Linked DNA regions of Homo sapiens: region 2 is linked to region 1. A link is a loop called in an ENCODE intact Hi-C map of the cell type or tissue named here. Cell type or tissue: lower leg skin. All regions are shown on one strand. Links, peaks and the distances in the headings refer to the core of each region. The heading gives the core; the rest is flanking DNA.

Region 1 (15,820 bases), core at 1-8,000:
AGCCATGGCGTTTCATCATTAGGGCACGGAAAGAGCTGGTGAGTCTAAAGAACGTCATAAAAAAAGACGGGATCAAGAAAATGACAGATTAGATAAGCCATTGTTTTCTCTTTCATGGTATGAAGCACCACGTAAGGGTAAAAGATATATATAATAAGCTGGGCACCGTGGCTCATGCCCATAATCCCAGCACTTTGGGAGACCAAGGCAGGATCACCTGAGGTCAGGAGTTCAAGACCAGCCCAGCCAACGTAGTGAAAACCCATCTCCACTAAAAAATACAAAAATTAGCCGGGCATGGTTGTGGGCGCCTGTGATCCCAGCTACTCAGGAGGCTGAGGCGGGGAGAATTGCTTGAACCTGGGAGGTGGAGGTTGCAGTGAGCTGAGATTGTGACACTGCACTCCAGGCTGGGTGACAGAGCAAGACTCCGTTTCAAATATATATATATATAATATACATATATATAAATGCATATATGTACACGTATATATAAATGTACATATATACACACATATACATATTATATATATGTATATAATTTGCCTGTATGACTGTATCCCTGTGCTCAAAAGGTAACTGGAATGAAATGAAGGAAGGTTGCTTATGCTGATGACAGAGTGTCAGGGAACAGCCGACTCAGCACAGGTTTAGAGACCTGGAAAACATCAAAGCGGCAACCACATAAATAAGGGACACAATAGTAAAAATGATGAACTGGAATGAGAGTCCATTAAATAATGAAAGCATCACACAAATAAATGGTAATGAACAAACAGAGACCAGACTGGTGAGAAGCCTAGGAGCAGACGTGCAGACATGATGAGGGAAACAGACTATGGGCATTGTTACACGTGGGAGATTTGCAACTTCAGTTAGAAGACAGGATGGGGCTGGTAGAAACAGATCTACTTCCAATTTTTTTCTGTGTGTTCATTATATATAGCTTGGACTAGTAAAATGCATCATCTCGTTGATAAAGAACTTTTTATTAATGGCCTCACCAAATAGCAGGGGCCAAAGAGTCTGAAAAAGAGCTCATTATTTATGGCTAGATAGAAGAAGAGCTAGGTGTGTTCAATACGGAATCACTTTACAGTTGGAAGTCAATACCAGTTGGAATTTTTGCATTTCAGTGGGTCGGAAGGAATAAGAAAGCTACATCCACAAGAAAGTTTCAAATGCCATATTCATGAATGATAGTAGGGAGGGGATTTTTCTCTAAAGAGAACTGTCCCTGACATGGAAAGAACACAATTTGAGAAAGGGCAAAGAACATCAAAGAGGGTAGGATGAAGGCCAAGCACTTTGAAATGAAATGAAAAGAAAGGTATAATTTTGAGGCCAGATTGTTATAAAAGGGGGAAAATAACAATTAGGGGTCTTGTTGAAAAGAAAGGAGGAGGCTGGGCGTGGTGGCTCACATCTGTATTCCCAGCACTTTGGGAAGCCGAGGCGGGCAGATCATGAGGTCAGGAGATCGAGACCATCCTGGCTAACATGGTGAAACCCCATCTCTACTAAAAATACAAAAAATTAGCTGGGTGTGGTGGCAGGCACCTGTGGTCCCAGCTACTCAGGAGGCTGAGGCAGGAGAATGGTGTGAACCCAGGAGACGGAGCTTGCAGTGAGCCGAGGGCCACTGCACTCCAGCCTGGGTGACAGAGCAAGACTCTGTCTCAAAAAAAAAAAAAAAAAAAAAAGAAAGGAGGAATAAAAAAATATGTAAGATAGTTTTTGACATAAGGATTTTGATACAGGAAAAAATTGAAGAGTAAAAGTTTACTCAGATGAGGAAAAAAATAAAATCAAGAAGTGTAGAAGGAAAGATGCTGAAAAGACTTTTGTAAGTAATTCAGCTAAGGAGAAATGTGGGGTTTGTCCAAGGTGGGAATGAACTGCAATAGACCATATCAACTTTTTTTTTTTTTAATCTAGAAAGGAAGGAAAAAGAAAAAATAACTATTCAAGTCTAAAGTCTATACCCTCTTTGATATAAACATGTTTTGAATCATTCTGTATAAAGGTAAGGTATTACTACTATAGGATATTTAGTTGGACTTTGTATAATGAAGAACAACTGATCTAGAATTTAGGGGTAAGATCAAGTAGTCTGAAATAAAAATTAGGTTTGGCTATAAAGGTATCAGTTGATAACACTTAATCAAAAACTCTTGTTGCCTCTGAAAAATTGCAGTGAAATGACTCTAAAGTTTCCTTGCTTCCTACAGTTCCCTGGTTGACCAGCTGTTGCAGGCCTGAAATAAAGAAATCCGAGCTTAGATAAGGCTTTCTGGGAAAACAGGTGGGAGAAAAATGCCACTGCCCAGACCAGAGGCAGATAACCTTTTGGGAGTGGAAGGCCACACGTTGCTGCCCCTGGTTCTTCAGGTCCGTGGTGAGGGGTTGGGGTACTGGAAGCCAGGTATGCATCCTTTCAACAACACCTCCATCTCCTATGTCAAACATGCCTCCATTCTTTCAGATTCAGTTCCATCCATCCTCCTTTGGGGCCTTTTTTTTTTTTTTCCTAATGTAAACCCTCTTGGGGAAAGTTAAGCCTACTTGACTTTCATCTCTCTAGGGGTCTATATCAGATATTCAGACTGTTTTTCCTGGAGCTGAAGCTGACAGCGAATGCCCTAGGTGGGCTGCAGTTTTTTCCCCAGGAATCTGAAGTAGGAAATGGACATCCTCAGATATGGTACATCTGAAGAGAGGGAAGAATCAGATGCCAAAGATCACTAGTCACCGGCAGGATGTGGCAGAAGCCACCGGAAAGTGAAAGAAGCATGGAGGTAGAAGATGGGAGGGGGAAAGACTCATTATTCCTATTTGCAATGAAAGCAAGCTCCCCTTGGGGTGTGGGAGAACACTCTAGGTTTATTACAAAATGACTTTAGGAGAGACCTAATGGTCAACGTACAGATCAGACAGTTACAGAAAAGCCCTCTTAGGAATAATCAAAGTTAGCACCAAGTTCAAAATCTAGCATAGTCATGGATCATCCAGGCAGAGCTAATGGACACCAGATCTCATCCTATCTGATCCTTCAAAGGTAACTAAAATATCATACCCAGACATTTGAGAGCAAAAAGGACTCACAGCAGAATGTGTTCCCCATTCAGCGTTCCCTTTTATTTTTACAGTAAAACTAGAGGAGAGTAAGTTGTTGAGCATATTGTAATTAAAAGAACACAACCAACAGTTGGAAATTAAACTAAAACAATTGGGCTATAGCCTGAAACATACTAACATTTTCTAATATCCCACAATAGAACCATATATTAGAAGCAATTTCTATTTTCAGTTTTACTTCCTCCTAGCGTAACTAAAATTTATTATTTTATGACTTTGTATGTGATGTCACACTGCCTCATAATTTCCCCAAATTCATCCTTTTTCAAGCTTTTAAAGAAAGGCCTGCCATCTCAACATTCCATTATGTAGCAAACAGATTTATAATTTTCCTATCCATGAACATGGAAGAAGAACTTCTCCTGTATATTAGAAACTCAATGCAAATCTGTTTGCATGTTGATGAAGATATTTCAAGGACCACAAATTCTACAATAACACCAATGCTTCACCAACAGGGCTTGAGGTTGGGCTTTTAAAATTCCACTCTCCTTCAATGATTACAGGATACAATAGGAGAATAAGTAGGGGTCCTTTTTTTCTACACCAAGGCTTATATTGGAATGAATCCCAGCAACACTTTTGCTGTGTTTGAGAACCATACGTTTTTCTGTTCTCTGAGTCTATCGAAATTATGCACAAAGTTCTGGGGTTTCTAGGATATGAGGCAATAGGAATTTGCTTTCCTTTGCTATTATTCAGCAACTCGAGGCTATTTGTAACCATAGCACATCCACCTGAATTTAACGTTTAACAGAAATGGAGATATTTACTTCCCTCCCTAGGCACTTTGGTTTTGTCAGGTGACAAGAAATACAGTCACGGCCCTGTTGTGGAGGCAAATAGAAACTGCAAGACTTGAACTTGAAAGAGCCTTTAGAAGTGTTTTATTGGAATGTTATTTTCCACCTGAAGCTGACTGATTCCGTTTCTCACAATTGCAGGTATCCATTTGTTACAAGCTGCTTCTGTATCTTCATTATAAAAACACAGTTTGGTTGCCTTTAGCATTTTTCCCAGCAAAGCACAACAGTAAACATTGCTCTGCTTATTAGAATAAAGAAAGAGAGAGAGAAACAGAGAGAGAGGGAGAGAAAGAGAAAGAAAGAAAGAAAAAGAAAGAAAGAAAAGAAAGAAGGAAAGAAAGAAGAAAGAACGAAGAAAGAAAGAAAAAGAAAGAAAGAAAAAGAAAGAAAGAAAAGAAAGAGAAAGAAAGAAAGAAAGAGAAAGGAGGAAGGGAGGGAAGAAAATAATAGAAAAGAGGTTTTCAAGAGAAAATATAGAATGGTGACTGGAAGAATTACCAGTCTAGCATTAATTAGAATCTGGCTTTTAGACCTGAGGCACACACTAGCTGTGACTGATACACATCTTAACTCAGGAAATGCAGCATGACTGACGTTTTGGTTGAGATCATTTTTAGTAATGGAGACTGTCTTGCGCTTTACAGAATGTTTGGCAGCATCCCTGGCCTCTATCCAGGGTGCTAGCAGCACCCTACACTCCTCAACTCTTGAGGCAACCAGAAATATCTCCAGACGTTGCCCTGGGATGCAAAATCATGTTTTTGTTGAGAACCAGTGCCTTAAGCCCTAACGAAACTTAGTGAAACATCTATGAGGTGAAACTAATGAGAGTAGAGAGCTGCTGTTGTTGGTATACGGTGAAATAATGCATTTGAAAGACTAGTTTGCAATATACATATAAGGCATTATTATTTTATAGACATATTTATTTATTCACGTATTTAAGATCTCTTCATGGGGAGCTGGGGACTCAGCAGGTCTCAGCTGGCAGAATACGATGAAGCTGTTTAGGAGAAATGTATCCTCTTTCTTTTCAACTGTAATATCAAGAGTTACGAATTTACAGACACGTCAATGTTTTAACCCCCTGCATAACAAGTTAACAAAAGGATTCAGGTGCTGAACAGGGCTTTGATCCAAATGACCATTGAAGTTGATTTCAGCTTTGAAGATCCTTTGAAAATAAGAAAATTAGAATGGGATTAATATTTCTAGAATAATCAATATCCATTCTCTAGAAGCATATTAATCTCCATTTATTGAAATAAAATTCATTTCCCTAGAAGTGACTAAGTTCTCTGGAGAATGGATACACTGCAGATGTGATCTTGGAAGCAAACTGCTTGAAACGAAGCTGTAGATATTTTCTAGATATTCTTCTTGAAAGACAACACTCTACCTCTAAGAAACAGGAAGGGGATTGGAAGGCATGGCTTTGGAGCAGACAGCTCAGAGAATGGACGCTAAGATGTTCCAATCAAGGTCAAAGCCTATTATTTGGTGTAGCTAAATGGACAAAATAAATGTGAGGCCAACTTCATGCACAGCAGGGACGAGTACTATATAGAGGCAGAAATGAATGGACATTCCTGTTAGAGAATACTGACTCTAAATCTTTATACATTTTGCTGGGACTTATTACTTCCAACACTCTTAGGAAGTCACAGAAGCTTGAAGATTTTCCCGGTGTTTTCCATAGTCGTTCATTTTTAAAATAATATGAACAAAAATATCTATGTTCAAAAAGGGATCCTTTGCATTCAATTCTGTTCTTTTATTTCTTTCACATTAAAAAAATGAAGGTTGCAGAATGCAATTGTTTCTTTGTGCAAGCCACTTTTGCATAATGCCAAGCAAACACTTACAAAAGAATCAGTTGTACAAACAAAATGAGCTAAGAGAAATGATGACAAGAGTTTAAAATGAGTATCTTGTTGCAGCTAGTGATTCAAGTAGAATAAAAACAGTCTGTGGCACTGGGAAATTGAGAGCATAGACATGAAGGAAATCAACTGAAAAAAGGTGACCTGGATTTGGGGTTTACTTAACTTCTATAAATGGGATATTAACAGATAAATCCAAAGATTTGGAGCAATGACAAAATATCTAACACTTAAAATATTTTTTCCTTCATTTTAATCCTGTGTTAAGCTTCTCAAGAAATATTTACATCACCTAATGCAGCAGCTATGGTAAATGTACAATTGTACTGCATATTTTAAAACAACTTTAGTTTCTTTTGATTGACAACATTAAAGAAGAAAAAGAATATTATTTTAGAGTGTCTGGTCGTTTAAATTTTGGCAGATAAAGAAAACTTCCATGAAATAGAAGACATTTTTCCTCTTGGGTTTAAATTTCTAATAAAATGTTGCTGACAGGCTAATTATAAATGTTTTATATATTTCGTGCATATGTGTTCCTCTCTAAACCAATTTAATTCCCATTAATGCTAATCTTGTTAATACCCACTCAGAGAGGAAAGGAATACTGTTAATAAACTATTGATTTATTTGAGTGATTTAAATGGGGGATGGGCAGAAACAGACGAGAGAAGAGGAAAAGCCACCATTTTACCCACAAATGCATTTCCTAGAATATTTTTCCAAATATTACTGAACATTAGGTTATAAATGGTATAAATAGGAAGTGGGAGGGGGGAATAAAGTGACAAAATGATAGTCCTCCATCCATGAAAAATAAAAACATTTTAAACGAACTGCTAATTAATTCTTTCAGAGTACTAGCTCCAAAGTTAGAAGTGAGATATTACAAAGAAAGGTAGGTTTTCTCTCTTTAAAAAGAGGTAAACTAAAAAACAAATGAGACTCATACCTGTAAGTGCTAATTGAAATCTGTTTCTTTTTTTTTTTTAAAGTCAATTAAATCAACAAATGGGTAAGTTACGTTCCTAACACATCTTGTGCTACCCCTAGTGTGGCTGGCCACCTTGTCCTCCATGCAAGAATCCAATAATTCCTCTCCAATTCAATCAAGCATTCATCAGTCAAGATTTCCATATCTCAGTGTACTTTAAATAGCCAAGAGGCAAGACTGGCTCTTAAGAGAGGTTGTGTCCAGGTCTCAGTGGTTTTCTTGGACACAACTATGTAATGAGACTGGGTGCCATGAGGGGTAGCCTGGGAATTTAGAAAACAAGGGGCTCTCTTTCCCTTTTCATATCATCTGAAAACTACCTAACCATTTCTAAAGGTGCAGATGTCTTCTTTTCCATTCTCCCTGGAAAAAGTGACATGAAATAGGGAACAAGTGGAAGATGGAATTTTGTCCAGGGTCCATCCAACATTTGACCTTTAGATACATTATTTCACCTCCCAAAGACTCAGTTTTCCTTTCTGTAAAATGGGGATAATAATATTTACCTATTGTGATCTTATACAACAGAGCAAGATTTATTTTTTTATTTTAATGATCAAAAAGGTGTATTTGAAAGCACTATGAAAACTGTGACGGGTACAAACATATGATAATACTAACTGGGAAATAATTTAAGAAAAAGTGGCACGGGAAAAAGGGAGAAAAATATAAGGATAGATATCAATTTTATCAGGGCCTTGTATTTTAAAAAAAGAGAGAGAGATGTTTAACCTCAAGATTTTCTGAAAACTTTTAATGACAACTGATGCTTATACTTTATGACTGGGTATATAGAACATAAAATAAAAACTGAAAATTGAAAGTGTTTAGACGAGTGAAATTTTCCTTTTCTGTTGATCCACGTGTTTGGTGTTGGTTATACATTAAGATGGGGCGGGAGTGAGAACAATCTCTTAACATTCATTGAAAAAAATACTGAAACATATTTTCAGCACAAATATTAAACTGTCTCTTCTCTACCGATTGGTAAAAAAATATATTATATTTTGATTTTTTTTTTCTTTTTAAATTATATGGTTATCCATCCCAGCCAAAGTCGTGCCCGGTCATCTGGTAGAACTTGAGGTTGAAAGGCCGGTAGAACTCGCGCAGCCTGCGCACCACCTCGCGGTCGATCTCAGGATGGGTCCTGCCCTTGGTCTTGCCCAGGCAATGGGGCCGGCTGCTGCCCTCCGCCTTCTTCAGGCAGGGGAAGCCCTTGGTCTTGTTGAAGTAGAAGTGCTTGTCCGTGATGATCCTCTTGAGGCCCAGGAAGTCTTGCACGCGGCCCAGCTCCCCGGCCGGGTCGCTGATGAGCCGCTCGCCGCTCACGAAGAGCATCTGGCGGATGGGGAAGTGGCGCAGCCAGTGCTCCAGGTGCTTGGCGTAGATGCCGATCTGGATGGCGCTCCACGACGTGTCGATGAGGCCCGCTGTCCTGTTTTTGAACGTCAAGCTCTCGAAGGTGGGGATGTCGGGCCGCTTGGACAGCGTCTGCGTGTAGTCCGAGATGGCCCTGGTCACCGGGTCCCGCACCACCACGATGAGCTTGGTGTCCTTGGACATGGCCGAGATGCGCGCGGGGGCCTCCCGCGTGACGAAGTAACTGGGCGTCTTCTCCATGGTGATCTGCCCGTCCAGGGTTCTGGGCATCAGGTCCCTGAGAAACGCAAAAAGGCATGTCAGAGATGTGCAGAGAGAGCTCAGTCCCAGGAGAGACTGTCAAGTACACGCTGGAGCCAGGCCGCAATTCCAGCCCCCGCAACCCCCCACTTGCTAGACATCTGATGGTGACGTCGCACAACGAGCCCCGCACCTCAGATTCCTCGTGTATTAAACGGAGAATAATAATATTACCCATTGCATACAGTTTTGTGATGATTAAATGAGTTAATATACCTCGACAGCTTAGAAAACTGCCTGGCACCGAATAAATGCCACGTTAAGTTTCTGTGTTTTATTATTGTTTATCCACAATGCTGTAAGAAAATAACTTTGGTCAAAATCTTCAGGTGAATTAGAATATTGTCATAAACACAATTATACTGCTATGAGATAGTATTAAAATATCCTGAGCCCTTCCTGTAGTTTTCTTATAAACAAAGCAATCATATTCAACATAATGTAGCATATTACACAAAATACTTATGTTTGTAATTACTGAGTTTTCCTGCAACAAACAAGACTTATTAAAGAATCCATCTTTTGCCTAATGATTTGAAATGCCATCATTATCATATTCTAAATATGTTGATTCCTTTCTACATTGGCCCAATTATAAGTTATTATCGTGTGATAGTATACTTTCATGTACACCAAAGTAAATTCTGACTTTCTGTTGTTCAACATGTCCTTGATGATTCTGGTCCGTTTATTCCTCCTGACAAATGAGATATCACTTTATCATATTAAAAACAAAAATCCAGTTGGAGTCTTGATACAGCAGATATTGCTTCTCTGTTCAAGCAGGCTTTCTACTGGCCTCAGTCAGGGCCAGTCAAAACACATGAACAGGAGAGATCAAATCTATTTGTTCTTCCAACTTAAGTATACTGCAATTAAATGCACTATTTGTTGAGACAGTTACAGACAGTTGGATAGATAGAGATCTTTAGTTATTTCATTTTGTAGTTTTGACTTCTCTTTTAATGTAGGCATTATCTAGGATTATATTGTATCTTTAATCCTGATGATAGATTTGTTACTTTTGTTCATGGAATTTGTGATTAGTTTTTATTTCGCATCTGCAAGGAAAAGATACACTTTGCATCATGGGAGCTTGCAGTTATTAATTCCCTGTGATTTTGTCCCACCTACACTATCTGGGCTAACTATATTTTGTGAGACATGTCAAACATAAACAAAAGCAGAGAAAATTGTCAAATCAGTCTCAAACACCTCACATCCAGCTTCAAAACTTCATAAAGGCCTATTTTATTTATAAATCCCCTCATTTCTGCTGCCCCAGCAGGCCAGTTAGATTATTTTAAAGTCATTCACAAACATCCTATTAATGGATTAATAAGTATTCCTGCTCCCATCTGCATTATTTCTAGCACAAATTCCTCAATCTCTTGGGCAATCTGATGGCCCCGATACTTCCTTAGTTTTAATGATGCAGGTACTGGGACTCAGAAAACAGTACTCCAAAGTGAAGGCCTCAAAAGCAGCCTCAGAAGCAGAAGTTTTTCTCTGAACTTCTCTTGCCCCTCTGTCTTTCAATCCTACTCTTACCAAAGACTAACCACAGAAACTAAAATCTCTCTCCCCCAAGGCAGGTCATACAGATCGGAACTCCTTTTCCCCAAAGCCAGCCATAAAACCTAAAAACATTACTCTAACTTTCCTTCTACTTTTCTGTATAAAAACTGTCCATAAAGAAATTATCTGACCTATCCCGTTTGACTGTAGGTCATAAGACCTTCATTCCTGAGAGGGTCCTGCCCCGTACCTAGAAGGAAGGAAGGCATGTGCAGAGGCCAAGAAGAATCTAGACAGAGAGGCCTTGCAGGCTTCCCCAAACTGGGTCTATTTGGGTTAGATCATACCCTTTTTGTCCAGTCATATTTCTATACAACTGTTCAAATTTAGTTAAGCCCAAGCATAAAAATGGACAATTTCCTCTGTATCTTTGGGTCTTCACCCTGAAAGTTCTTGCATACACAGTAATAAACGTGTATGCCTTTTCTCCTGTGAATCGGCCTCTCATCAGTGATTTTCAGCAACCCTTCAGGAGTTGAAGGGGAAGTTTTCCCTTAGCCCATACTCAGATTTCCTCCTATTTTTGTTTTTTTTTTTTGGGTGGGGGGTTTATTTTTGTCATTTCAGTCAGTTTATCTTTACTTTTTATAGACATTTGCTTTCTGTTTCTGAGCTTTTAATTTTTGAAATAAATGTGAACTTCCTTTTTCAAAATAATTCTTAATGGACCTCATTACCCACCTCTTAGGCACACATTAAGGTCTGGGTAAGAGTACGTGAACACCAGAGAGTTTGGTGTTGACACAAAGGAGACACACATTGGCATAACCACCTATGTGATGCAGATTCCGCGGTGTGACATGAATGCATAGAACTCATCCCTCTGTGACTCCTTCTGTGGAACTGAAAAGTTGGCTAGGCCAGCCTAATATAAAAGCTTATGTTACTCTTGTCTAAGGTGAGCCAGGAGATCTATCCAGAGATGGCTGGAATTTCTCAGTGAAGGAAATTTAATCAGATGCGTGAAAAAGTTTTGGGCTTGGAAAGCAATCATCAACTACACTGAAGTGATAAGAAAGAGTATTTATAGATTTTTTTTTGAAAAAGCCATCATTACTTTCTCTTTTTTTCTATATATCTTTGACTTTTAACTACTTTATTTCAAATTTTGACCAGTAAAATAGAGAGAGAATAATACTTCACTTGGGAGCTCCTGGTTGGCCTGTTGGGGAAGGGGCTGGGTATATGGGTGGGATTGGGGTGGGGAAGAGCTGTAGGAGACTTTTGCAGAGATTGAGGCTATAGATTGCGCTGGGCCAGAGGAAACACTGCTAAAACCACTAAAACAAGGAACCATATTTTAAATAATCTCAATAGAGTAGGGAAAAGAGCTATCCAACATAAGAGGAGTTTGAAGAGGAAACAGCTAAAATAGGATTGCAAAAGAAAAACACATTCATTACTGTCATTTGCAGGATGAGGAAAACTGACTGATTTAGCATGGGATGGGTGTGGAGAGTTGGGCTTAACTATAAGCTACCTGCAAGCTTCTTTCTGCAAAAATAAAGAAACGATAGTCTAAATAAATCCTAATCAAGCTTACATTGTAGAAAATGGTTGCTTTGTAACAGGACTCACAACAGAATTCTTTAAATTGCAATCTTAAATTATTTTTTTCAAAAAAGTCAATAAAAGGGATATAAAATTTTTTTTCAAACAAGTCAATGAAGGGGATAAATTTTTTTCATACATTTTTATTGCAAATCTTACTGGATTTTAACGTTCAACAAAGCACCACACTGTCATATAAAACAAAAGGCAGGTGTATGTTGGAATACTGCATTTCAAAATGTCTATAACTTGGAAATTGTTCTTCTTTACCTGAGTAAGGCACAAATTAGGTTGGTGCAAAAGTAATTGTGGCTTTTGCAATTATTGGCAAAACCGCAATTACTTTTGCATCAACCTAACACTTTTAATGGCAAAACCTACAATTACTTTTGCACCAACCTAATACTATGACTGTGCTTTGTGTAAAAACTGGGGCCCGGGATGGGTAGTGAAAGATCTATTACAGTATTATAAAAGGTCTGAAGAAATATGAGGCAGGCTATGGGAGCACGAAGGTGTGGGCACTGATAAATCACGTGAGGTTTGCCTGAAGACACAACAGGTGAAGAAGTATGGGAGAAATTCAACTGGATGATGGGAGGCATAGGTCCTAGGAGAACTTTCTTTCCAAGCTAAGTAGTGTAGACCATTCCAACCTCCCTTCTGAATAGTGAACAGGATTTGGAGACATTTACAGTAGGTATGAAGATGAGGAAATGGGTTGAGACCAACACTATAAGGAAAAAATATAGAAATGTATTTGTTTTGTCCTGAGGGAGGCAAAGATAAGCAGAAATTTCACAAGCGAATTAAGAATTATTACAAGGTAGGTTATACACAGTTGTTCTTCTCCCCATAGAACTCAAAGAGAATTCACAATAGCCAAAGAGTGGAAGCAACACAAGTGTGTATTGACAGATGAACGGATAAACAAAATGTGGTTTATGCATACAATGGAATACTATTCAGAAATTCTGACATACACTCCAACATAGATGAACCCTGGGGACATTATGCCAAGTGAAATAATCCAGTGACAAAAAGACAAATACTGTATGAGTTCACTTATATGATATATCTGGGGTACTCAAATTCATTGAGACAGCAAGTAGAATGGTGGTTTCCAGGGGCTGTGGGGAAGAGGAACAGAGAACTATTGTTCAGTAGGTATGAAGTTTGAGTTTCGTAAGATTAAAAGAGTTGTGGGGATCGATCACGTAACAACGTGTATGTACTTAACACTACTGAACCGAACAACGGTTAAAATGGTAAATTTTATGTTATGTGTTTTCTAAGATTAGAAGAGTTCTGGAGATTAATCACATAACAACGTGTATGTACTTAACACCACTGAACCTAACAGTGGTTAAAATGGTAAATTTTATGTTATGTGTATTTTACTACAATTTTTTTAAAAAAAAGAACTTAAGGGAGGACAAACATTTCAGTGGCATTGATAGAAATTAGTTAGACAAAAGAGTCTTTTTGCTTTACGGCTAATTAAACATTACAAGGTACTGCTGAAGGGGGCTCTGGTTTTGCTAAAAGGGAAATACAATAATTTATGAGATTTTTGTGCAGCTGATCTCAAATATAAAAACGAGGTTTGTGGTCCATGCCCACTGCCTGCTGCATGATCACTAGATAGTAATTTAGCATCTCTATGCTCAGTTTATTCACCTTACCAGGAAAATCAAGCCAAAGGTTCAAAATTCCTGGACTGTAATGAAGTGTCAACATGGCCATTATTACTACAGGGAATACATGGAAGCACTCTTCTTAAGAATGTGACACCCAGTGTTCTGAATTCCCAACTTCAGGAGAACCCCACTTAGTTCAGCTAACAAAGGGTTCAGAGAGTTAGAACTCTTTGCCATGTTCCTGACACACCTGACCATTTGTCATTCAGACAGTGAGGATGCCTGGTTTGAAGGCCATGAGCTGGCTACATTATTTGGAAGGGCAGAGCCTAGCTTATTATCTTATTATGGTGTGAGAGAGATGGGCTCGGTTTTTAAGGGGATTTCATTTCCTTCCATGGCATGGGTGCAGTTGTGCCAGGAAGGAAACTGCTTGGCAATTTTCCTATCTGGCTCAAACATCATGCCACTCTACCGTGCTAGGGAATTCCATTCTGGATCTGATCTGTCACCCTGGGTAAGGGTCTCGGGGCCTAGGGTTGTTAGAGCTGCTGTCTGTGGTGCAGGAAGTGTTATGGTCAAGCAGGAACCACGATACACATGCTAAGTTGTCCTCTGTTTTCTACCCCAGCCTTCAACCAGGTCAGGAATTAATGGTGGGAGTACTAAAATGACCCAGAGGACTTTCCCACTGCCACACTACTGAGGGGACAGACCTGCCTCCATGGCTGTGCCTTAACGATGGTCCAAGAGGCAAGCCAAGCACTCTAGCACTGGCTGCACCACTGCCACCTCTATGATCAGGGAACCACCTGGGAGAGCTCTCCATGACACTCAACAACACATATGCATGGTGCATCCGATATATGCAAGAAAGAATAAAAAGAACTTCCCCCATGTGCCTCACTCTTCTTATCAATTTGGGCCATTTGCCCTGAATTCTCATTGCCCTCATGTTGTCTTTTGCTCCTTCACCCTCCCTCTGGAACTGCTACTGGCCCTCTCTGGAAGTACTTCTTCCAAAAAACAATTACCCTATTACCCTTCCCCATTTTATTTTTAACCAATGATATTTGGTCAATTTTCTATTTATATGGAAAAATAAATCTTGGCATTTGCCTCTGGCTATTTAGGAAAAATTAATTCCAGATCACCTGGAGATACAAATATAAGTGGTGAAACAATCACCTTTTGGAAGGAAACGTAGAACATCTTGATGATTTTGAAGGAGGTAAAGTTTTGTTAATTTCTTAAAGGAGTAACTATAATGAAAAAAAAAAAAAAATAGGGCCAGGGGTGGTGGCTCACGCCTATAATCCCAGCACTTTGGGAGGCCAAGGCAGGCCAATCATGAGGTCAAGAGAGCGAGACCATCCTGGCCAACATGGTGAAACCACATCCCTACTAAAAATACAAAATTAGCTGGGCGTGTTGGCGTGTGCCTGTAGTCCCAGCTACTCGAGAGGCTGAGGCAGAATCGCTTGAACCTGGGAGGTAGAGGTTGCAGTGAGCTGAGATCAGGCCACTGCACTCCAGCCTAGCAAGAGAGCAAGACTCCATCTCAAAAAAAAAAAAAAAAAAGAAAAAAAAAGAGCTCCTATAAATCAATAAGTAAAAATAGCTACACAGCATAGAAGAAAAACAGGCAAAAAGCTGGAATTAGCACTTTTGAAGGAAGTAAAGTTTTGTTAACAAAATACAGTATCCACAAAATTACAGCTAGATAGGAGGAATAAGTTCTAGTGTTCTGTAGCACTGTAGGGTGAATGTGGGTAACAACAATTTCGTGTATATTTTCAACAAGCTAGAAGAGAAGATTTTTGAATGCTCACAACACTAAAAAGTAATAAATGTTTGAGGTGATGGATATGCTAACTACCCTGCTTTAATTATTACATTGTATATATATTGAAATATCACTCTGTGTCCCGTAAGTATGTATAATTATTAGGTGTCAACTAAAAATGAAATGAAAAATAAATAAAGTAAGTAATCAATAAACACACGAGAAGGCACTGAACTTCATCGGTCATCAGGAAAATGTAAATTAAAACACAATACCATACTATGACACACCCACTGGTCATCTAGAATAAAAACCACAGAGAATTCTGAGTTTGGGTGAGAATGTGGAACTGGCACTTTGGTGGTTAAAGAGTAAACTGGCACAGTGATTTTAGAAAACTCTTTGGCACTATCTACCAAACGAGCGCATTCACTGTGACCCAGCCATTTCATGGCCAGGGCTATACTCATGGAAATCATATATATGTTCACCAAAAGACATGTTCACGAATGTTCACAGACAATCCTAATAGTCCCCAATTCAAGCTCTCCAAATGTCCACCCAAAATAGACGCACGTAGACACATACTGAGATCTTAAACAGCACACAGAATGAATGACTTAAAACCTGTGAGTGGGCTGGGTGTGGTGGCTCACACCTGTAATCCCAGCCCTTTGGGAGGCCGCAGTGGGTGGATCATGAGGTCAGGAGTTCAAGACCAGCCTGACCAACTGGTGAAACCCCGTCTCTACCAAAAAATA
Region 2 (15,820 bases), core at 7,559-15,558, 52 kb after region 1:
TAATAGGCTGTTTTCAGTGACATCTGGATCTCACCCTGAATAATCTCATCCACTCTAGACCTCAGTTCCATCATCTTATCAAAAAAGGACAACAGCACCTGCTCCATCCTTTTTATAGTGTTGCTGTAAGAATTAAATTGAATAGAATATGTCAAGATTGTGGAGGAGGGGGGAACTGTGTAAAGTGTAAAATATCTACATGTATAAGGTTAATATATATAGTCAAGTTAGGCTTTCACATTTGCTTACCAACCTTGTAAATGGCATGCACTGCTGAATAGTAATTAAACTGCTTAATAAGGGAAATAGGAAAGAAACGAATATTTAATACATATCTGCTACAATCCACACACTGCTTAAGGTGACTTTGTAGGTTATCTCACTTTATCCTCACAGCAACCTTGAAGAAACAGAAAAAGGAAATGTCATCGTCCTAAGTCTTGTTTGGAAGGAGAAAGGTCTGGAACAGAGACTCTGTTTTCAATGAGTTCCCAGACCTTTAAAGGGGAGGTAAGAAAAATAATAATGAAAATATACAAAGAATACTTATAAACTGAAGTTACTAATTTTTAAGGCAACTCTGTATCTGTCATTTGAGATTGGTTCCATTCATTGCAAAGAATTTAAATCAAAATAACAAAAAGCAGGAGAAATCTGATTGCATCACGATAGAAAGATGTTACTTTCATGGAAACAACTTCCTAAAGCTTTAGATAGGGTCTATAATTTGATCAAATAGGAGAGCAATAACCCAAAAAGAAACAGAACCAAACAAAATCTTCAGTGACATTTATTGTCGTCAAAGATCATAGTCTAGAGTATAAAGTTCTTTTCTTGCTTGTTTAAAATTCCTGCCTTATTTAATGTAACAAATCAGAAGAGAAAGAACTTAACATAGGAAGGACTGTAAATCCCTGAAGAGCTTCTCTGAGAGCATTTTCACAGATGTCTCAGAGAAAGAGAGAGAAAGAAATTAGGATGAATTTAGTATTTTTAAGAAAACTAGCCAGAAATATCAATTTGGGTACTTTCGTTTGTCTCAATTCCATAGATCCCGAAGCAATCACAGGCATTAGAGTCTTGTTATGAAACCATAACCTGCAAGTTTTCTTCCCCTTGACTAGGTAGGTAGAAGAATGTGATAGGATGAATGCATGATGTGGACAGTCCAAATCCTGCTTGCTCTACTTAGTAGTAGCTGAGATAACTCAAGTCTTTGTTTCTATAAATGGCGTTAATGTCTAACTTACAGTGTTACTGAGAAAATTAAAGCAGATACATATTTAAGATGCTTGGAACAAGTACTCAAAAACGGAAAAGATTGCCATTAAACACACTCCTTGAAGATAGGATACCTTTTATTGTACTTTGCCTCCTTCAGGGCATTTGAACAGAGCAGACTCTCAACACATACAGTCAGTTCTTGTTATTCTAAGTAATTATGTTCTATAAAGTTGCTGCAGTCCAGGTGTGGTGGCTTACACCAGTAATCCCAGCACTTTGGGAGGTGGAGGGAGGTGGATTGCTTGAGCCCAGGAGTTTGAGACCAGCCTGGGTAACATGGTGAAACTTCATCTCTACAAAATCCAAAAAAAAAAAAAAAAAAAAAAAAAAAAAAGTTAGCCGGGCATGGTGGCATGCACCTGTAGTTCCAGCATCCTGGGAGAATGAGGTGGTAGGATTGCTGCAGCCCAGGGAGATCAAGGCTGCAGTGAGCCATGATGCTGCCACTGCCATCCAGCCTGGGCAACAGAGTGACACCCTGTCTCAAAAAAATAAATAATGGCAGGGTGCAGTGGCTCACACCTGTAATCCCAGCATTTTGTGAGGCCAAGGCAGGCAGATCACCTGAGGTTGGGAGTTCGTGACCAGCCTGACTAACATGGAGAAACCACGTCTCTACTAAAAATACAAAAATTAGCCAGGTGTGGTGGCGCATGCCTGTAATCCCAGCTACTAGGGAGGCTGAGGCAGGAGAATCACTTGAACCTGGGAGGCAGAGGTTGTGGTGAGCCGAGATTGTGCCATTGCACAACAGCTTGGGCAACAAGAGCAAAACTCCATCTCAAAAATAAATAAATAAATAAATAAATAAAATGAAACATTAATTAGTGAATACTGAACCAATGCTCCTAGAGGAAACATAGGGCTAGGTTCCTATGAGTTTCTGGTCACATTTTGTCAAATGCTCAAATCATAATCTTGTTTTATGTGTTTCTGTTTAAAGACACATTATTTAATATATAGTTGATGCATTAACACTAAACTCATGGCCAATAGTGCTATACCTTGTGCCTGAAGGGAGTTTGTTAACATATGTATTTTCCCTGCAAGGCACATCACAGCCTTCTTGTGCTTAGGAACACTAGATGGCAATTTGGCACTACACTTAGGGGCCGTTTTAAACAGTGAAATCAACAAAAAGCATGAAAGTGCAAAAACCAAGTCTCCAAATACATGCAAGAAAGCCAGGTTACAGTATGAGAGCTAAAACAAGAAGGGAGAGTGTTGTTTCATTCAACCTCAGCTGCAAACCTCAAGCAACTCAAATTTTTGGCAGCTCTGGGCATGCCCACAAATGACTGTGAAAGTGCTACAAGTCTTGATTCTGGAGTTACAAATAAATTTAGCAAGTAGGCAAATTTGCAGACACAAATCTGTGAATAGTGAGGATCAACTGCATTTGTTAAATGGATGTATAAAAAAAAAGAAATTAAAAACCCATGAAAATAGGCCAAATATATTGGGATGTCTGTTCTTCCAAATCAGCTTCTCCCTCTTAAAAAAAATCTTTCTTAAAAAAGTAAAAATATGTATAAGTCAGAAACACACCTGTTCATTGCAAAATGGCAAGTTGGTATCAAATGGCTTTTCCAATGCTGATGAATGGTTTCTAAGGTTTTACTGACCCATTGGCTACCCTCTGGGGTGTGAACAGGGAAAACTAGCAAATTCACAGAATTATACTAGATTCTTTCATTAAGATGAGAAACTGAAATATCAGCAAGGTTCTGGTGACTCCAGAACCTTCCCAAAATGACCTAGAGAACCACAGTTACTAATCTTGCAACTGCTGGACAGAGTTCTATTTCTCAGAACTTATAAGTCAAGTAATATGCTTGGGTTTAGCGATACTTTTATGGTTAAAATAAGAAAAGTTATACTTCATCCCATTCTCATTTGTCATCTCCCAGAAGTTCAACTTCAGAGCCCAAGCTTGAAAGAAGGCATTTTGGTTTCAAGGTCTCTTTTCAAAGAGATAAACCTGACAACTTTGCCTGCAATGTCAGTTCCAAGATAAATGAGCTTATGCTATTTTTTAAAATTTCTGTTTGGAGACAAAAAAAAAAATTAAGTTGTTTTAGAAGAAAGTCAAGGGCTAATTTATGGAATGGACTTGATTTTCTTTTATAGACGTGAGAAAATATACTCTTTGTTAATATAAGTTTTCTTTTGCTCTATAAGACAATGGACACAAGCTTTCTGCTCCCCATCTCCTGGGTACCCAAGAGAGTGGGTATTCCCCTCTGCACTGTCACATGGTTCCAAAAACAGGAAGGGGAAAGTTTTCTTGGAATTAAGATTCAAATTCCATAATACAGAGAAGATCCAACCTCACCATTAATGTTGCTAACTGACCACGCCCACGTTTAACACCCCTAGGGTGAAAGCTGCTGATCACTTCCAGTTGGCTTCTCTTAACACATGGAAACTGACAGTCCCAAATGAGAAGCTTCTTGTCACAAAATCATGGAGCCAGGTTAGGCTCTCTGGGCATGTAACCCATGCAGTCCCACAGAGTCCTGCACTCAAAAGATCACCATACTTAGAAGGGTTCTGCCTTTGGTTTAATGCACTGACACTGCAGTCTTAAAATTCTCATTTTTCTTTTTAACAAGGATCCCTACATTTTCTTACTGCCCTGGGCCCTGAAAATTATGAGCCTAGTCCTGCATGGAGCTAGTTAGTAGCTGAGGAGGATTGCACAGACTCCTTGTCCAATACTTCTCCCACCTATGCTAAGTGACCTGACGTAAGGTCTGCGAAGGACAGTACCTCCTCTGCAACTATGATAGCTCACATACGCAGACTTCTGTATGGTGTCAACTTTGTGCTTCAGAGCATCCATCCATCCATCCATCTGCCTAGGGCACGTCGTGAGCCAATCACTCATGCACTCCTAGCATCAAACACATTGGAATCATAGCCTGAGCTCTGCTAGGTAGAGGATCAGTTTATCTTTATTAAGAGAATGAGCTAACAGACAGGCAGGTTAGGAATACAATCTTTTCTTGGATAAATAGAGTGGACTTCATTCACTCCAGCTGCATCGTGTGGCATATTTTATGCATATGTATTTTTATAAAGCAACTAGAGAAATAAAGCAATCTTATATCATCTAAGAACAACAATCTGACTTTCTATTTGGCAGGCTGCCCTGCAATCCTTCCTTTCTCAGCTCCTCCATCTCTCTTCCAGGCTCCGGGGGCCGCCTCCCTCTTGTCCCCATTACTTTGCACAAAGGTGAATAAATCAACGTGAAGCTCTTATCATCTTATTTTCTCTCTGCTCCCTTCTATTCTGTCCTCCCAATCTTGAATGGTTTGAGAGAAATTAATGCCTGTGTCTCTGGCAAATGTATTGCGCCTATAATTCAGTTTTAAAACAAGCATACCAGCAGTGGCCAAACCTTGGGTAGAAGATTCATTTTTCACATGAGTAATTGGATCCTTCCATTCAATTTTCTTTCAAGTATTAAAGACAACTGATGCCTCACTGAAAACTCCTATAAAATTTCTACGAACACTTGTCAACTGAGGGTAGGGCTACCCTGGAGGGCAGGTGGTGGCACTGGCAAAGCATTTTCCTACAGTTCACAGGTAGAAGGTTATTCCAAGGTAGTAAAAGTAATAAGAAATCTTTATTTCATCAGCCTCCACTTTATGCCATCAATATTTCTGTAAGGTTAAAAACTCAGCTTTGGTGTTTTCTTAGGTGACAACATTATTGGATTTAACGGACTTGTTCAACTAATACAATAAACATTCTTTAGCGATTGCTTTACTGTGCCAGGGTTTCAAAAGATGCTTGTATTAAGAAACATCTATTTGGTCTGTCAGGGCTACATTTGTGTATTTTAAATGACACATCATCTCTATAGTGTTTTTTAATACAACAGAAATAATGTGTCTTACTACTTAATGGTTAAACATCCAGCAACTGCATTTTGCAGAATGAAATTCACCATGATATTGGATACTGGGATAAACCCTTTGTGTTTACAGATGGTTATTCTACTTTTTTTGCAGACAAATTTATTTCAGAATTGACTGAAATGGCTCAATTACTGACTGACTCCAAGCCATCCCGATTAGCCACAGAAGTGATCTGACCATTTTGCAAGTCATCAAGGTTGTCTGTTGCTATTTTCATAGTAGCACTTAGAAATTCTTAGAAATTCATTCCGCTTACCCCGGTTACCCAACAATTGTCTAATTTTTCACTTCTGATGCTTATCACTAACCCCTTCTCCCTGGGGTATTGAATTCTTTAGAAAGTAATTGTGGGCCACCTGTCCATGTCTTCTTCTGTAATGGGAAATGAAAACCGAATGCCAGCATAATACTCTGACCCACATTTCTGACCACTCCTGAAAGGTGAGAACATTAAGAGACTCAGGCAAGATCCCCCAACCACATCATCTGCTTGGAAGGAAAGGAAGACTGTGCAGCATCTACCAATGAGGAAGTCCCAGGTGTTTTGGTTTTGCTTTTCTTTTCAATCAAGATTTGGGGTAAAATCAGGGGACACGAAAGCAGGAGAGCCTATCTGGAGAAGGAAGAGGATCATGGAAGAGTCTATAAAACAAAATCTATCAGAAATCTCTTGGCCAACTAACTGTCATGTACTGCTGTTTAACAAAGCATCCTTAAACTTAATGCTTGCAACAATACAAAACATTTATTTGCTCATAATTCTGAAATTTAGAAAGGGCTCAGCTAAGTGATTCATCTGCTCCATGTGATATCAGCTACAGTCACTCATTTAGCTTTAGTTGACGGAGAGGTCAGCTGGGGCTAGAATGATATCGAGGTGGCTTCACTCACATATCTGGGTCCTCAGCTGTGGTGGCTGAAGATCTGGGAGCTGTCTGGGCCTCTCCTCAGCAGGGTTGTTGAATTCCTTATTTGGTGGCTCAGGGCTCCAAGGTGAGCCACAGCAGAAGCTGTCAGGGCTCTAAGTGGCTAAGCCTGGAGTTGGCACAACATTGCTGCTGCCACATTCTAGTAGCTGATGCAAATCCCAAGGCCAGCTCAAATCCAAGTGGAGTGAACATAATTAGATTCCATGATTCCGTATCTGGATGGGGTAAATGGAATGCACAAATATGGGTGGGAGAAATAGTTGGCATATCTATGGAGACAGTCAACCGTACTAGCTCCCAATGTTTTTCTCAACCCTAGCGTGGATGAGGGTACTAATGGTCAGCTCAGGGAGTTAGTGGTCACTCTCCATAATTTCACTTCACAGGTTAGAGACATTGGCAAAGAACATCTTTTTCTTTAAACATCACTGCGTGTTTGTTATTGGATTCTCATTTCAAATTGACTTGAGCTTCAGACCAGTTCTAGCACCATGAGTCAATTTGTAAGTCAAACAGGCAACTTGTTTAGGAATCAGAGCACATGATTCATATTCAAGCAATCAAGCACAAAGAAGACAAAACACCTTATTTATGCTGCCTTCCTCAATTCGAAAGAGACGTTAGCTTCCAATGTCACAGGAAAAGGAACATGTCAGTGAAATTTCCATAGACAATAGTATTAACACATGATTTGTCGTTGAGCTTCTAAGAGTCTGAAGGGTCCTCAGAAAAAAATTCTGATTTTGTATGATCTTTAACTTCTTTACTCATTTTAGAAGCTCACCACCAACCATGTAAGATGAGATTCCACCCATTTGCTCAAAATGTGTCACTAGAGCTACAAAGAGAGGGTGCTCCTGGGCACCCCAGTTTGGGCTTAGTTAGTAAATAAGCCTAAATCCCCTCTCTAAAACATGGTTTAGATTTGCAGATCAAGACTGATAGACTTCTCTTTTGTGTTCCAACAGAAAGTAGTCCCTTGGGATCCACCTTAGGTATAAATAAAACATATTTTTGTGAGTGAGAAAGTAAACGATTTCTTTCTAATTTCTGATTGACCTCTGATTCCTAGGCTTTTGTGACAGATCACAATGTCTTCAAGCAACAATCTATAATGTTCTAGTGTTATCTGTGTCACTGACCAGCAGCTTGACACTGGGCAGGGTGGTTTTTCCCTTTCTGAGTTCTTGCCAAAGGGTTCAGGGTTAAACATTAAAGGTGCATTAAAGCTCTAGTTAGTGGAAAGGGTTAAATATCATCATCAAATTTTACTCTTGCAAAATGTTTCACAGGTTCCAAAGCATTTTGTGTAATTGCCTCATTTGATATCAATTTCTAGGGTTCCTTCCATCTTCAACATTGTATGATTTGATGGACTAAAAATGCATGCTCAATTGATAAAATGTACCTTTTTCCAGTAGTTTAAATAGTCAAAGACTTTTAAGTGCTCCTGCTGTGGAGAAAGAAAAGTCTGTTTCTTTCATCTCTGCATTTACGTTGGAAGACCAGATATCACTTTCAAAATATTTTTTCAAAACTTAAGGAGAGGTGTGACTTACCACTTAATGATCAGCCTTTGCTCACACATTTCTGTGGTTCATTGAGCGAACTTCACTGTAGAACAAGAGTCTCCTAGAGAAAAAGCATTCAATCTATCTTCCTGGAAGATCTTGGCATTCATTCCCCTTAGGGGCTACCCAAAAGAGCAAAAGGGAAAGGCAGAAGGGATCTCTGGGACCTCACATCCTTATTTAAGCAGAGAAACTCCCCTTTTATCAGTGTTCATTTTCACTTCAGTGTAAAATTTCATTTGAACTAGGAGTTCTAAGGTCATCAAATATTTGAAAACTACTGCTTAAGGGAACACATGTGGATTTGTAAATCCTGCTAAATCTATTTATGTATTGTGATATAATTCTCCCTACTGATGCTGTAAAAAATTGTTTTAAACTGAAAGCTATGATATAAACTATTCCAACTGACCCCACATATCCCCAAAGGCCTCCTTTAAAGTTCTACTCTGTGGTTTGAATGAGTTTTTGAATGGATGCCAAAGATTTCCTATCTCCTCTGCTAAAGAGGCTAAGACTACAAAAGAAGCCAAGCCAGGGGGAAAGAAAAATTCCAGCCATAAAGTTTCAAAGAATTCTCAGATATTAATTCTGACCCAAGTGCCAGAGTGATTCACTGGCGGGTGATGCTGAGTAATCTTACTTTGGACTCTTAATCCATGTTCTATTAATGGATTTTAGCCACAGCTCAAAAGGTTAGGAATTAAAGACCCCATTTCCACCTCTTTTTATTAAATTATTCTAACCTCATCCTGGGTAATTCATCACTGTCTCACTCGCTCTTGGTACACACATTGGGAATGGAAGGGCCAGTTGATACAATCACCCTGTCCACCTTCCCAAACACATTCTAATAAAAAAAGAGCCCTAAGTCCAGTTTCTCTGAGATTTGAGAGGGTGGTTATTCCAATTTTACATTCAGTACTGCTGAAGAGTCAGTTCCTAGAGACTCTTGCTCCTTAAGGAGTCTCTTTCTTTAGTAGAATCATACCCTTTGCCTTAGTTTTGGTAATTTTCAATGTTGTTTAGGTTGAGCCTTTGAACATCGTGACCAGATGGTCATCTGTTGGCAGTTTCCATAGCATTCGTTCAGTGGGCACAAATCTTGAAGGCTACTTGAAGAAAGAGGATGAAGTTCAGATGGTTCACACACCTCCAGAAACCTCTTTCAACTGTGAACAATCTTGACTTGCTGTGGTTTCTGTACATGTAGTAAAGCATGTTGAAGGAATGGATGCCTTGACTTCATTGATACCTGGAATGGACGGAATTATATCCCCTCAAAATTGGTAAGTTGAAGCCTCAACTCTCAATGTGACTGTATTTGAAGATTAAAGGGCATTAAAGGAGGTTATTAAAGTTAAATGAGGGGTCGGGCACAGTGGTTCATGCCTGTAATCCCAGCAGTTTAGGAGGCCAAGGCAGGTGGATCACTTGAGGTTAGGAGTCTGAGACCAGTCTGGCCAGCATGGCAAAACTGCATCCCTATAAAAAATACAAAAATAGCTGGGCATGGTGGCGTGCACCTGCAGTCCCAGCTACTTGGGAGGCTGAGGCATGAGAATCACTTGAACTCGGGAGAGGTGGAGGTTGCAGTGAGCAGAGATTGCGCCACTGCCCTCCAGCCTGGGCAACAGAGCGAGACTCTGTTTCCAAAAAAAAAAAAAAAAAATGGTTAAGTGAGGTTGGAAGAGTAGATCCCTGATCCAACAGAATTGGTGTTCTTAAAGGAAGAGGAAGAGATACCAGGAGTATGTCTGCACAGAGGAAAGGTTGTGTGAAGACACAGAGAGAAGGTGGCCATGTGCAAGCCAAGGAGAGAGGTCGCGGGAGAGAACAACCCTACCCATCCTCAATCTCAGACTTCCAGCCTCCAGAATTGTGAGACAATAAACTGTTGTTTAGGTCCCCCAGCCTGTGGCACTTTGTTATGGTAGCCTGTGATATTTCGAAATATCACAGGCTACCATATTTTGATATTTGGTCTTCCTGTTTCCTGGCTCATCATTCCCAAAACCCTTGGAATCTAAAGCAATAAATTTCTTTGTGAATGTTAATGAGATGACTGGTGGCTGGGGGCTCCTGGATAGCCTCAGGATGGGGGATGGTTGCCAGGGGAATGTTGTAATTAGAGGGTTGAAACTTTCAGCTCCCCCACTACCACCACACACACACCTCTGGGGTGGAAAGAGGAGCTGAAGATTGAGTTCATCACCAATGGCCAGTGGTTTAATCAATCATGCCTATGTGATGAGACCTCTACAAGAACCCAAGACTGGGTTCTGACAGCTTCCAGAGAGCTGCACACACAGCAGTTCCTGGAGGTTGGTGCAACCAGGGATCTGGGAGCTCCAAACCCCTTCCTACATACCTCGCCCTATGCATCTCTTCTATCTGGCTGCTCCTCTGTATCCTTTGTAATATCCTTTGTAATAAGTGGGTCAACATAAGTGTTTCCCCGAGTTCTGTGAGCCACTCTAGCAAATTAAACAAATCTAATGAAGCGTTCATGGAAAACCCCAATTTATAGCCAGATAATCAATCAGAGGTATACTAATCGCAACAAGCATTTAAAGTGGGGGGCAGTCTTGTGAGACTGAGCCCTTAACCTATGATATCTGATGCTGTCTACAGGTTGATGGTGTCGGAACTGAATTGAATAAGACACCCAGATGATGTGTGCTGGAGAATGTAGTGTCAGAAGTGTTATATCGAGAGATGTGTGGAAGTAGAGAAAAAATATTTTTTTTTCTCTGACATAGCCCAAGCAGACTAATACAGTGCCACAACTTCAACATTTGGAATCAGTCTGAAGAAGAGAAGTTTCCAGAAGACATTATGGCTGTTTTTAAATATCTGAAGACAGTGACTACTTTTAGGTTGGTGCAAAAGTAATTGCAGTTTTTGCTATTACTTTCAATGACAAAAACCGCGATTACTTTTGCACCAACCTAATACATGCAGAATCAGATTTGTTCTCTGTGAATCTAGAAGGAAATCTAGAACTGGTTGGAAATGTTTTAAAAAATAAGGAATTTGTCTCAATGATAAAAAAGGAATTTTTAACTGTTAAAGCTTTTCAAAAGAAGAATGAGAATGAGCTACATAACAAAAGTGGGTAAGATCCCATCTCATAAATAACCATCGATCTGGATTCCGAAGCATCACAAAGAATGTTGGACTACCAGGACTCTATGATGACTTTTAAGTGGTAAAAGTAGGATTTTAAAACCCTCTCATCAAGGGTTACCACTAAGTAGCTCATTATCTTGGGCAAGTTGCCCAAAGTCTCTTCATCTCAGTTTCCAAAAATCTTTTTAAAAAGAAAGTACAGTTTTTGTGAAAATTGAAAAGAATATATTAGTAAAGCATCAAATAAATAGAAAACATTATCATCATCATCATGCCATTGGTGTCATCAAATGAAAATATTCCAAGAAAAGAAAAAATATATAATGCTTTCCATTCATATGATGAAAATATATACATTTTTTCTTACTTTGGGTTTGCTTTAAAAATATAAATATAACTGTGCTTCTCATGAAAAGGTAATCATATAAAACCATTAAAAACCCAAACCCTGGAAGTTTGCCTTACATCATAAGAAGAAGAGCAACAAAAAGCCTTAGTGAAACTGAACAGAGTGTTCTCTTTTCCCTGATGGGTGAGATGCGATCTGCACAAGCTGTGAGTGTAGAGAAACAAATGCTAGTCCTTCAGCTGTAGGGGTCTGGGACGACCTTCCTAACTAAGGCAAAACTGCCTTTTCTGTGAGTCACCCTTTGAAGGAAGGGCTCGCTGCCTGGGAGCAGTTTTACTGTTTCACATTTCTTTCATTCATCACTTTTCAGGCCCTGCGCCGTCTGGCACAGCCCCAGCCTCTTTGTGTGGATATCTGGCTCTCATTGCTGCAGAGAAGTGATGTCAGGAGGCTCTGACTCAGGTGAGCAATAAGGAGCAGATGGCGCCTCCACAAACCCAGAGCCTCTCCCCGCACCCTGCTCCTTGGAACAAGAGTAATTATTATAAATGGGATGGGTGGTGGGATAAGCAAAGATCCAAGTTTTCTAAGAGGATCTGCAAAGCTGAACCCTCCAGGAAAAAAAAAAAAGTGCAGCCACCAGCATGGACAACAGAAAGGAACCCTGATTGGAGATTGTTTAGGAACATGGTGCTCACTCAATTGGGCGTTGTGCTAATCTGATTAATGAAATGACGATGCTAAGCGGGGCGTTCAGCTTGCTGCATCCGTAGCTAAGGCAAGTTGGGCAATTCCCCCCAGAACATCAATTCTCAGCACCCTTGTCAGATAACTGTTTATGAAAAGATGAATGCACGTGGCAATCTCGGGTGAAGGAGGCTGATGCATGTGTTGTTAATGATTGAAATAATCAGTTTGGTAGTAACTGGCATGTGCGCTTGTCAAATGACAGGCTGGGGAGCATTAGCATTCCTCAGGCATGGACGCCTTTATCTTCAGGCTGGTGTCTGACAACTACCAAGATCACCCATGAATAAATATCGGGCCTTACCCAGACATAATTAAACTGCCAATGCAGATATACCTAAATAAAATTGATATCTTAATGACACCAGATAGTGTTCAAGTAATGAAAGCAGTGTGAGAGGGACCTGCACAATGAATGGAGACATCAGTGCTCATTCCACAGGGGACTCTTCCCCCAGTAACTCCTCACAGAGGTTGCTTCTCATCGTGGTGGAGTTTTATTTCTGGCCTTTTCTCTTCGATTGGCCTGCCTTCACCATCTGAGAAATCTTTCCTTCTTTCTCCCTAGCTATACCGGAGAGCTATGTATCTCTCTGCATGGAAGAGGTTTGTGTATCTTTTGTTACACTCCACTGGGCCACAGAGATTTTGGTTTTGTGACATCTGAAATAACCCCACTATGCTTAGGACACCAGTGTTTGCTGATCCTGGAGCTGCGGCTGCATCACCTCCTCCACGGAGTCCCGGGAGAAACCTCCGTTGCTCATGTCTGCATCACTCAGTACATCCAGCAAAATGCTAAAAAGCATCAGGTGGTAATCTCAGCATTTTCGGGGGCCGAGGCGCATGGATCACTTGAGGTCAGGAGTTCGAAACCAGCCTAGCTAACATGGTGAAACTTTCTCTAATAACAATACAAAAATTAGCCGGGTGTGGTGGTGCGCACCTATAGAGTCCCAGCTACTCAGGAGGCTGAGGCAGGAGAATCGCTTGAACCCAGGAAGCAGAGGCTGCGGTGAACCGAGATTGTGTCACTGCACTCCAGCCTGGGTGACAGAGCGAGTCTCCTTCTCAAAATAATTTAAAAAAAAGTACCAGGTGAATCTGATCTCCAGCCTCTTGCCAGCTCTGGGGGTCGTTTGAGAGAGAGAGTGCGTATGTGCATTTATCTGACTAATTTCCACCTGTCCGCCCTCTCTGACTTCATAAAATTGACTGTCTACCACGTGGACCAACTCCTCACCACTAAGATGCAAGCACTTTCATCTTATCTAGTCCTTTATCTTTATATGCCACTCCCAGGAAAAAATGAATCTGCCTCTGAAACCATTTCTACAACTCCTTATCATGTTTCTTTTTTCTTTTTCTTTCTTTCTTTTTTTTGACGGAGTCTCACTCTGTTGCTAGGCTGGAGTGCAGCGGCGTGATCTTGGCTCACTGCAATCTCTGCCTCCCAGGTTCAAGAGATTCTCCTGCCTCAGCCTCTCGAGAAGCTGAAATTACAAGTGCGTGTGCCACTACGCCCAGGTAATTTTTGTATTTTTAGTAGAGACAGGGTTTCACCATGTTGGCCAAGATGGTCTTGATCTCCGGACCTCGTGATCTACCCGCCTCGGCCTCCCAAAGTGTTGGGATTACAGGCGTGAGCCACTGCGCCCAGCCCATATTACGCTTCTTAATTGCCGTTATCTTGCAGTAGATTTTTCCTACTGATTTCCCTATGGAAATGGCACCCCCTCTTTCAGCCTCTCTCTTTAACTACCTCCTTTGACTAAAATGTGATTATTCATAGACTTAATTTGCTCACCTGAAAATCGCTGAAGTTGGACAAGATCATCATTTCTCAAACTGTGTCCTCTAGAACACCAACTTTTCGTAGTACAGTGCCAAGCAGCAGTTGTTCAATAAATATTTGTTGAATAAATGAAAATACTTGTGTCATGATAAAAGGGATTCTGGAGACAAGTGTAGGGAGAGCTGAGAAAAATGTGTTTAATCTTTACTCTAAAACTTTTCAGACCTTCCGATGGGCTACTAAGCAGTATAAAACTTCATATGGTATGCAACTTTTAGCAAACTTATTTAACCATGGAATTTCATGTTTTGCAGTTGCCTAGGAACCCGTCACAGAATATACATTAGATTTAATGATTACCAAATTTCTTTTGGCTATTAAATTCTATGACCACATGTCTTACACAGAGACCCATCCATCACTCCCATTCACCTCAAGGGAAGAAAATAAGTCTTCAACTTCATCCCTCCCCATAGCATCTAACACTATGTCTTTCCTTTTAAAGTCCTGTGATCATTAAAAAAAATTTGGTCTTTGTCCCCAGTTCCTGACACAGCTCCTAAAGCCCTTGGAATTTTGGGAGTAATAAGTGCCTTTTGCAAGTAAATGTGATGACTGATGGTTGGGGGGCCCCTAGATAGCTTCAGGGGAACGGGTTGCCAGAAAGACCAACGCACCATTAGGGAGTTGGAACTTTTAGCCTCACCCTACAACCTCCATGGAGGGGAGAAAGGGCTGGAATTGGAACTAATCAACAATGGCCAGTGATTTAGTTCATCATGTCTATGTAATGGAACTTCCATAAAAGCCCCTAAACAACCAGGGTTCAGAAAGCTTACGGAGGTGCTGGGAGGCTGTGCACCCAGAGAGGACATGGGAAGATCCATGCCCTTCCTCCACACCTTGCCCTAAGCATCTTTTCCATTTGGCTGTTCTTGAGTTGTATTCTTGACAATAAACTGGTTATAATAAGTACAGTCTTTTTTGAGTTCTGTGAGTTGTTCTGGCAAATTATTGAACCTAAGAAAGGGGTTATGAGAACCCTTGATATTTAGCCAGTCAGTCAGAAGTACAGGAGGCCTGGGACTTGGGATTAGCATCTGATATGGGGCAGCCTTGTGGGAGGGACTGAGCCCTTAACTCCAGGGATAGGATGCTAACTCCAGGTAGATAGTGTCAGAATTGAATTGAGTTGTTGAACACCTACTTGGTGTCTGGAGAGTTGGAGAATTGGTTGGTGTGAGCCAAAAAAAAAAAAAAAAAAACCACACGTTTGGCGTCAGGTATGGTGTTATTAAACACAGCACAGTAGTCCTGATTATTTAAATATACTAACCAAGTCTAAATTCTCACTTTCACACTCTCATGGTTTCCAGTAGCCATTTTCATTGTCTGATGACTTTGTATCTGTATTACTTCTCTAAATTGTTACAGTTACTTTGGGTAGCTATAACAAAATACCACAGACAAGATGGTTTATACAACAAATATGTATTTCTCCCAGTTCTGGAGGCTGGGAGGTCCAAGATCAAGGTGTAGGCAGATTCAGCATCTAGTGAGGGCTCTCTCCCTGCTTTGTAAATGGCCATATTCTGTGTCATTCTCACATGGAGGAGTCAGAGAAACCCCTGGTCTCTTCTTTTAATAAGGGCACTAATCCCGTCATAGCATCTCTACTCTCATCCTCTCACTTAAGCCTGATTATCTACTGAAAGTGCTATCTATACCAATACCACCCCATGGAAGATAAGGGCTTCAATGTATGAATTTTGCAGGAACATGTTTAGTCCATTATATCCACCATGTGTCTTAATATCTTAGATAGTGTTCAGATTAACAAACCGTCTCTAATCCTATCCCCCAGTCTACCATATTCTTAGACTTCACTGGCAGTCTCCACTCCACATGTTGAGAGGTGAAGCTGACTGGGCTTCTGGGTCGGGCGGGGACTTGGAGAACTTTTCTGTCTAGCTAAAGGATTGTAAACACACCAATCAGCACTCTGTCTAGCTAAAGGTTTTCAAACGCACCAATCATCACTCTGTAAAAACGCACCAATCAGCGTTCTTGTGTCTAGCTAA

What was found. Peaks named below come from ENCODE experiments on the same cell type or tissue, not always from the same donor. Only the 100,000 strongest peaks of a DNase experiment are listed, where the experiment ranks them.
Region 2: it touches region 1 in a loop (7-fold over the local background); 3 of 110 quality-filtered maps call a loop at or near these places.

Annotation. Positions count from the first base shown.
Region 1 is chr17:13,488,338-13,504,157 of GRCh38, forward strand. It overlaps HS3ST3A1 (heparan sulfate-glucosamine 3-sulfotransferase 3A1), which reads right to left. Exons shown (of 2, transcript NM_006042.3): 2 at 5,695-8,481. The coding sequence ends at 7,860. Among named protein-coding and RNA genes, the nearest start is that of MIR548H3, 47 kb to the right of the region's middle. In lower leg skin, for the core only: no CTCF peak of the experiment used is centred there; no DNase peak of the experiment used is centred there.
Region 2 is chr17:13,532,960-13,548,779 of GRCh38, forward strand. All of the region lies in intron 1 of HS3ST3A1 (heparan sulfate-glucosamine 3-sulfotransferase 3A1), which reads right to left. MIR548H3 (microRNA 548h-3) reads right to left here and starts at 10,687; the gene lies at 10,570-10,687. In lower leg skin, for the core only: no CTCF peak of the experiment used is centred there; a DNase peak (open chromatin) is centred at 11,602.